Linked DNA regions of Homo sapiens: region 2 is linked to region 1. Evidence: chromatin contacts called from ENCODE Hi-C or POLR2A ChIA-PET data. All regions are on one chromosome and are shown on one strand. The core of a region is the stretch at or near the end of the contact, and the rest is flanking DNA. Distances in the headings are between cores, read along the strand shown. Region 1 holds the start of LINC02551 (long intergenic non-protein coding RNA 2551). Region 2 has its middle 65 kb from the start of ADAMTS15.

The links. Hi-C counts contacts between places; a loop is a spot of excess contacts on that map. ChIA-PET counts read pairs that join two places held with the same protein, here RNA polymerase II (POLR2A). Pooled maps may share reads with other maps.
Region 2: a map of gastrocnemius medialis shows a loop between it and region 1 (3-fold over the local background). The contact joins the enhancer-like site here to the promoter of LINC02551 in region 1. A Hi-C loop is called at or near these places in 1 of 168 maps with a recorded cell type or tissue (gastrocnemius medialis) and 6 of 50 pooled maps. POLR2A ChIA-PET finds 5 or more read pairs at or near these places in 1 of 52 experiments (PC-3).

The regions. Positions count from the first base shown.
Region 1 is chr11:130,860,020-130,864,240 of GRCh38, reverse strand. LINC02551 (long intergenic non-protein coding RNA 2551) reads left to right here and starts at 2,131. Exons shown (of 6, transcript NR_125383.1): 1 at 2,131-2,275; 2 at 2,413-2,465. RefSeq lists enhancers at 1,769-2,269, 2,270-2,770.
Region 2 is chr11:130,511,257-130,515,477 of GRCh38, reverse strand. No RefSeq gene overlaps it. Among named protein-coding and RNA genes, the nearest start is that of ADAMTS15, 65 kb to the right of the region's middle. RefSeq lists an enhancer at 3,065-4,221. Within about 2 kb of position 2,225, at least 3 of the 41 ENCODE cell types and tissues checked have a DNase peak (open chromatin) inside an H3K27ac peak, as active enhancers do; they include gastrocnemius medialis, where a contact is called at or near this core.

The DNA of each region.
Region 1 (4,221 bases), core at 882-3,381:
ACATTTTGATATATGTTTACATTGTGGAATGACTAAATCAAGCTATTTAAAATATGTCTTATCTCACATATGATTTTTTGTGGTGAGAACACTTAAAATATACTCTGAGCAATTTTCAAATATACAATATGTTGTTAACTGTAATCACCATGTTATACAATAGATCTTTGAACTTCTTCCTCCTAACTGAAATTTTGTGTCCTTTGACCAACATCTCCCCAATCCTCCAACCCTTCAGCCTGTTAGCCACTATTTTATTCAGTGTTTCTATGAATTCAGCTCTTTAGAGTTCACATGTAAGTGAGACCATGTGGTATTTGTCTTTCTGTGCCTGGCTTACATCACTTCAGGTTACACTATATATGTTTAAATCTTTCACTGTGTGTGGTTCCCATAAGAATGCAAGCCCCATGAGGGCCAGGACCTTGCTTTATTCACAGCTCACCCTACAGCTCTGCCTTTAGCAGTGTGAGGAATATCGTAGGTGCTCACTGTTTGTGGAATGAGTGGATAGGTGAATGAATGAGCAAATGAATATTTTTCTGTAAAGCAAGGACCACTCTGTGTGATAATGTGACATGCAGCCCACCATGGGATGATGTAAGGCTTCTTTTCACAGAACCGAAGAGCGTTTGAACTATAAAGGTCCTTGAAAGTAGGTCACCGTCCCAATTGTACAGAGTAGGAAACTGAGTCCCAGAGAGGGAAAACAGATGGAAATGAACACTTGGAAAGTTAATATCTTTGATTTTTAATACTTCTTCCTAGAGCGTAGTCCGATGTAACAGTTCATCTGGCGAGATTCTGAGTTACCAATTTTTTATGGGTTTTGCGTTAGAATAATTTTATAATAATCAAAAGTAAATGAGAACAAGGCCAATAGCATAAAATTTCACTCCTTCACACTCCTAAGTGTTTTTCGAGGCACTGCGGAAAAGGAAGCATCTATCGTGGTTGGTCCAGCATCCCTTCAGTAGCTTAGATCTGCAGAAATACTGTTGGAACATCGTTTCTTTATTCTTCCCATCCTTTGTGTGTTAGGCCAAACCCTGAGGACTGTCTGCCTTGGAATAGAGAGGAAATCCAAGCATATGTGCAAAGTTGAGCTGCACTTTCAGCCCCAGGTCTTCAATGGGCCTTCTCCACAGGCACCTGTGAAATGCCAGCAGGGTCGTTGCATGTAGAGGGATCCCACTCAGTGCACCCCTGGGAATGGCTCAGCCGCACTGTGGGTGTAAGCATTAATCACACAACAGCCATTCTACATATTCCTTTTTTATTCTCCAGAGAGTGCCAGGAAAAGTCCTGCCCAGTCAAAAGTCTTCTCTTGCAGCTGGGTGTTGAGGGTGATTGCCCCTCTCTCTCCTTGTAAGATTATGTTTGACAGCAGTGAAAACCAACAGTTTAACAGCAGTAATCTCTTGGCAGGACAGATTGATATGAGCCTTGTCCCAAAACAAAGTAATCCTTTCAGGGAAGTGTATTTCAAGTTGAGCTCACGTTCCCAAGATGCTGAGATTCTTATGTAGCTGACACCGGAGCTGAGGCTGAGCCCCAGCCAGGGATATCCAACGATTGCCAGTAACACCACGGAACTGAGTGAAGATTCAGGGGCTGAGTGTGTTCCTGAGTGCTTCAAACCGGGGGACCTGGAAACCAGAGGACTCCTGGGGAAAGGCTGTCAACTCCAGCCTGCTCTTCCTAAATGGCCTTGTTAGTAGTGACTTCAGCCCTGGCGGTGAGGCATGTGGGTCAGAATAACATTCCCTTTCTTTTCCCTTCACCTCTTTTTTCTCCACGGTTCCTTTTCATAACTTCTTTATTTGCTGCCTAGAGGAGCTTTCTGGACATTTTGTCTCCAGGGAGCGTGACATGTCACCTGTTTCTCACCTCATATGCCTCTGATCTTCTACACCAAGGTAGCTATAAAGGCTTGCTTTCTAGGCTGGGTTTCCCTGCACAGGCCCACTGAACCACTCAAACCTCAGAGGTGGAAGTGCCCAGCGGGCCTCATGGTCAGCTGGGGATAACGGAGTCATTTTCGCAGCCCAACTTCTGAAATTCCACAAGAGGGCGCCCAAGGTCTCCCAAGTCCGGCCACGCCCGGTGGCCTTGAGGCCGGAAGGTGGCGCTGTTGCTTTAGCCATCAAGAAAGGCAAGGCTGGGGACGCCGCATCCCCGGGTGCGGAGGGCGATGCCTAGGGGCGATGCTGTGCCTGTGGCGGCCAAACAGTGCCACCCACTCCGGGAAACAAAGCCAAGCGCCGGACGCTAGGTATGGGAGAGAAGAGCCACCCTGACCCAAGGGAGGGCTCTAGGTGAGGAGCCAGCGTCCTCCGGCTCCGGTTCCCGCTGCACTGCTGCTTTGCCAGGAGGCCTTGAAGAAAGTCATTCATTCTTTCTCCCCCACAGCTTCCTAGGTCTTCCACGTGTTCAACGGAAATTCACAAATTCTCTAGTAGCAGGTAAGCTTCGGATTCAGGAATGAAAAAGACAAAGCCCTGTCCTGGGTGAATTCATTATCCATGGACAGGGGAGGCAGGCGCATCATCGGAAAGTCACCGTGTGAGGAGGGACGTGGAGGCACAGAGGTGCACACGGAAGCCCCCAGAAGAAGGACTTCCCCCAGCCTGGGGAAGCTGGGCGGGCAGGGGTGGGCCAGCGAAGCCTTCCCGGTGATTCTAGGCAGTCTTAAAAGGTGTTAGGAGTCAACTTGGGAAAGATTAGGAAAAGGCAGTGTAGGCCAAGGGACGGCCGGAGCAGAGGCCGCGCGGCAGTGCTGGCATGTGGGTGGGCGGTGGTAAGGAAGGCGGTGGATGAGGATGCAGGGAGCAGATGGGCTGCGTTGCAGGCTGGGCCCCTATGGCCCTCAATAGGTTTTGTGGTCAACATGCTTTGTGGAGTTACAACAAGCAATGGTGGCCCTAACACATATATTCATTTATAGGTCCATAAATCTGCATTCATAGAGATAAATGAGTAATCCCCAGGGTGAAGGAGAACTGGAAGAGACACTGGAGCCAGGTCCACCCTTGGCCAGGTTTTACCTTGACTTGGCGTCATCACTAGGCACTGGTTTTTTTCTCTCTCCTTCTTCCCTGACCAAGAAATACAACAAATTCGTTATGATATCGACTTGTCATGATCCGAAATTGAAGAGCAACCATATATTTATTTGGCAAGATAAATACACACATTCTTTACATAAGATTAGTAGCCACCAGTTTCTAAAAGCATATATTGTCATTTATTTGCCAAAACAAAGGTACATGCCCACATGTTATAGATGGGAAAGATGAGGCCCAGAGCTCGGGTGCATGGCTGAGGTCACCCAATTAGTGGATGGTGGTGCTGGCACTTCTGTCTGGGCTGCTTCACCTTGTCACACACTCTCCACTCCATGCAGGCCGCACCTCTCTAGCAGGGTTTATCACCCAGCTTAGTATCACTAGTACCCAGCACACTCACTCTGTGAAAGACACTGCACTGTGATCTGTAGGGTCTAAAGCTAGGGGTCCATGTCACATACAGAATGGCACTTTTCACAGAAAGAGAGGACAGATGCTGCATGGCTGGTCTCAGTGTTCATTCCGAACCCCCACACTCCAGCGTGAGTACCAAATGGTCATGAGCATTGACGGAGCACACAGTGTACCCTGAGTTCTAAAGACGCAGGACTGTGTCTGAGCTGCCATAACAGAATACCATATCAGGTAGCTGACAAAAAAAAACAAAACAAAACACATTTCTCACAGTCCAGAGAGCAAGGTTCAGTGTCAAATGATGGCCTGTTTCCTCATAGACCCTATCTTCTCACTGTAACTTCACATGTCAGAAGGGACAAACAAGCTCCCTTAGGCCCCTCTTATGAGGGCACTCATCCCATGCGTGTGGCCTCTACCCTCAAGACCAAGTCACCTTCCGAAGGCTCCGCCTCCTGGTATCATCACCTTGGTGTTGAGGATTTTAATCTGTCAATTTTGGATGGAGACAAATGTTCAGACCAAGGATAGGATGGGTTCTCAAATGCACTACTTTATATGATTAGCAACCAGAGCACATGGCTACAGCAGTAAGATGCTTGTTGGCATTTGTGACTATGTTGCAGGAAGGGCCATCCAAGAGCGTCTATGACTTGGTGCACCCTTAGTTCAAATGGCATCTTTCCCAGATGCTTGGTCTCCAAACAGAAAGCAGCCTGCAGTTTCATGTTTTAAAGTT
Region 2 (4,221 bases), core at 976-3,475, 350 kb after region 1:
TCTGGAATCAAATCCCAGTTCTGCCTACTAATAGCTACCTTGGCCAAGCTGATAGCTTTTGTCCAGCCTTCATTTTCTCCTCTGTTATTTCTCTTGCTCTGCAATACCCAGCTACACCAAAAAGCGACACAGAACGAACTTTGACTGCTCCCCTTCTCCCCGCTCTCACCTTCATGAATCTCTACATTGGCCACAAACTTCACATCCAAGGGGTGGCAGCTGGAGAAGGGAGAATTACCAAAGCCTAACCAACAAGGGAGGAGCAAGGAAGGAGGACAGAGGGAGCTTCTGCAGGAAGAGGGTGTCCTCACATGGCCTTCCCAGGCTGCCTGGCCAGGAAGCGTTCAAGGATGGATTTCAGTGCAGGGTGTCACTTTTCAAGATGTCCATCTCTATGCTGGTCCACGGCCCAAGCCCAACCTGCCCTGCTCCTTCAGCTCTGCTGAAAAATGAGTAGCCGTGTTGGCTCAGATGTCACCTCCTCCCCCTAGCCCAAGCACTGTGCTTCAAATCACTGCATCACTTTTTTCAGCCTCAGCGTGAACTGCACCCAGCACTATGCTAAACAGGGACAGAGGCCACATCTGCCTCCTAAGAGCTCGTGATGGAAATGGGACCCACGGGTAGCTGACTCAGCCACCTTGTCAAGCCATTGGGCCCCTGTTCAGGAACCTGCAGATTGGATTCAGAACAGGTGCTTTGAACCTGGTCCTTCACTGAAGGTGGTGATGAGGAAGCAGAACCTCCATTCATTCTGAGGAGTGGGGGTGATAGGGGAGATGGGAAGAAGGTGCCCAAAGGCAGGAAGCCCCCCCTGGAGCAGAGTTGGGGAGCCAATATTGGAGTCCCTTGGCCTGTCTAGTAGACAGTCCTTCTATCAGATGACCCAACATCTGCAATGTGGACTCTTCCTGTGGGCTCACTGGGCAGGTCATATGCACTCACAGAACCCAGATTGCAAGAGCATACAACCATCTGCCCACAAACCAAGCTGTGTGGGCTCTCTGCCCAGATTCTGTTATTTGGGTTCTGAGACTGATCTGGAGCTGACTCTCACTTAAATCAATCTGTGCAATTTGCCTCCAGCCCACTCTGAATCCTAAGAGATCTATACTCCAGAACAACTTGGTATTTGGCAATCTGAGTCTTTGAATCTCTGCTTAGAACTCAGCATCTCAGAGCTTTCTCACTCATATCTATCTTTCATCTTCCTAGCCCGGAGCCAATCAGTCCTCCACTTCAGCCCTGGTGGCTCTCTTACCTTACAAGAGAGGTTCCCAGTTCCAGGTTTGGTCAAGACCAGTGGTTTTCAAAGTGTGGCTCCCAGACCTATTAATGGCATCAACATCACATGGGAATTTGTTAGAAATGCAAAATATTGGGCCATGTGCGGTGGCTCATGCCCATAATCCCAGCACTTTGGGAGGCCGAGGCGGGTAGATCATGAAGTCAAGAGATGGAGGCCATCCTGGCCAACATGGTGAAACCCCGTCTCTATTAAAAATACAAAAATTAGCTGGGCGTGGTGGTGCACGCCTGTAGTCCCAGCTACTTGGGAGACTGAGGGAGGAGAATCGCTTGAACCTGGGAGGCGGAGGTTGCAGTGAGCCAAGATCGCGCCACTGCACTCCAGCCTGGCAACAGAGCAACAGTCCATCTCAAAAAAAGAAATGCAAAATATTGGCCTCTAGACCCTAGACCTACTAAATCAGAAATTCTTAGGATAGGTCCCAGCAATCTGTGTTTTCCCAAGCTCTCCAGGTTTAAGAACCACAGATCTGGACTCCCTCCCTCCCTCCATGAGAACTGGAATAGGATGGCAGGTGCTGGGGGTGAGAGGGCCAAGCAGAAAGAGCCCCAGGAACCTGCACACAGTAGGGCAATGGCTGAAGGGAAGGAGAAGGTCTGTCTGCCCTCTGCTGAGTTAGTAGGGAGCCTGGCTTTCCCCAGGCAGCAAAAGTCCAGGAATCTGTCCCTCCATGAGCCTAATCTGTCCCCAGAAGAGCCCGCCCATATGTCCCTGCAAACAACACAGCTTGCTCTACCACACAGCAGATGTTCCTGAGAGCTGAGCCATTTTAATAGTCAATGGGCAGCCATAAATCATCAGCTGGAGCCATGAAGAGGCTGAAGGGGAAGTGAGGCCACTTGGCCTGAGCCCCAGCATGAGAACTAGGTGTGAGCTCTGTTTGAGCCAGCACACAGGCATCAACCCAGATAGGGAAGGATGGGCAGGGCTCCTCCGCAGGCCAGCTCAGAGCTCAGGCTACAGCCAACTTTCACGACCAGACATCCTGAGCCGGGGGCAATGGGAACCAGCCAGGGGCCCATTCATCTGCTTCTGTGGGCAGTCTGGAAAAAGAGCTCCATGCCCAACTTCTCCTTCCTACCCACCTGCCCTCTTCTCCCCTCACAGTCCCTACTGAGGTTCTTCCCCAGGCACAAGGTGGGGACAGAAAATTAGCCCAAAAACTCCAGGCCATTTGGGGAAGCCCAGGGAACCAGCTGCCTGGAGAAGAGCCTTCTCCAATGTTACCCCTTCTGACCTCCCAAGTGCAGCCTTCCCTATTTCCGACCTGGACCAGACACCGGATATCCAGCCATCCTCTGTGCTGAGGCTCTGGTGACGTCCTCTCTAAACTGAGCGTCCACCTGTGACACCCCCTGCTGAGTCTGGAGTTCAGCACAGAGAACTCCACAAACTCCAGAATCCCTTGAGGCCAGTTCTCCAAAGTTTTAGGGAACAAGGTAAGCCTCAGAGAGGGGCTATGGGGTAACCACACCCTGGCCATTTGTCAGGAGGGCAGAGAGGGAAGAAATCAACGAGGACTTGACAGGGAGGGGGAGTGTAACTACAATTTTAAAAGAATTGAAATGCTGGGCCTATTAAATGTATAAAAAGATACCAAAATAAAAGTTTCAGCAGAAGAGCCTACAAAATAAAAATTGGGACCACTGTGAGCATGAGACCAGTCCCAGTGTGGGGACCTCAAACAGTGAATGTTTCAGAACAAACTGCACCACCCTGGAACATTTGGGCAGATCAGTAATACAGGAAGTCGACAGAGAGTTGTGGGGAAGGGTTCAGGATTTCTGTGGAGAGAGCCGTGGATGAGCTGCGATCTCACCCCTCTCCCATGTGGGGTTACCTTCTTACCCCAAGTCTGGTGAGAAGGGGCTTCCAGGCATTCCTCAGAAGACTGCACTGTGGCTCTTGCCTAAAGCCAATCGGGAAGACTGAATATTAAATCTAGTTCCAAATGTTTATTAGTATCTTGCACTGGACATTGCCATTTCTGAACTGAGATTAGGGACTTAAAGTGTTGACAGGATGTACCTCATGTTTCCTTCTAGGGTGGGCAGGCAATATTGCACCCACTGAATAATTTTAAAGGGACAATGAGACACAAGAAATATGAAACTGCATTTTGATCCTGCCATGAGTTGTATGCACTCAAAGTGATCTAGCGCAGAGGCTGTGGTGGTTCATGTGATGTGTCACCATGACTGGGCCAAGGTAAACCCAGATAGCTGGTGACACATTATTTCTGGGTGTGTCTGTGAGGGTGTTTCTGAAAAAAAATTAGCAATTGAAGCAGCAGACTGGGTAAAGAGGATACGCCCTCACCAGTGTGGGCAGGTGGCATTCAATCCATCCATTGTGGGACCAAAAAGAACAAAAAGGCTGAGGAAGGCCAACTTTTCTCTCTCTCGAGTTCGGTTATCCCTCTTCTCCTGTCTTTGAACATCATCTCCTCTGCTTCTCAGGCCTTCCAATTCAGACAGAATTGCACACCTGCATCTCTGGGTCTCCAGCTTGCATATATAGAGACAAATATAGAAATCAATATCTATAGATATAGCTATGGATAGATAGATAGATAGATAAATAGATAGATGATAGATAGATAGGATATCAATTTATCTATAGATATACCTATTTATGGCTAGATACAGCCATAATATGTTATGGCTATAGCTGTCTATCTATCTATAGATATAGCTACTTTAGCTCTTGTAGCTATATCTATAGACAGATAGCGATAGACGATAGATAGATAGATAGATAGATGGATAGATAGATATTTTTCATGGATAGGTAGATATATAGGATAGATATATATATCCTATGTATATCTATAGGTAGATAGATATACATAGGATATGGATCTATAGATAGATATATATAGGATATGGATAGATAGATATCTCCTATATTTA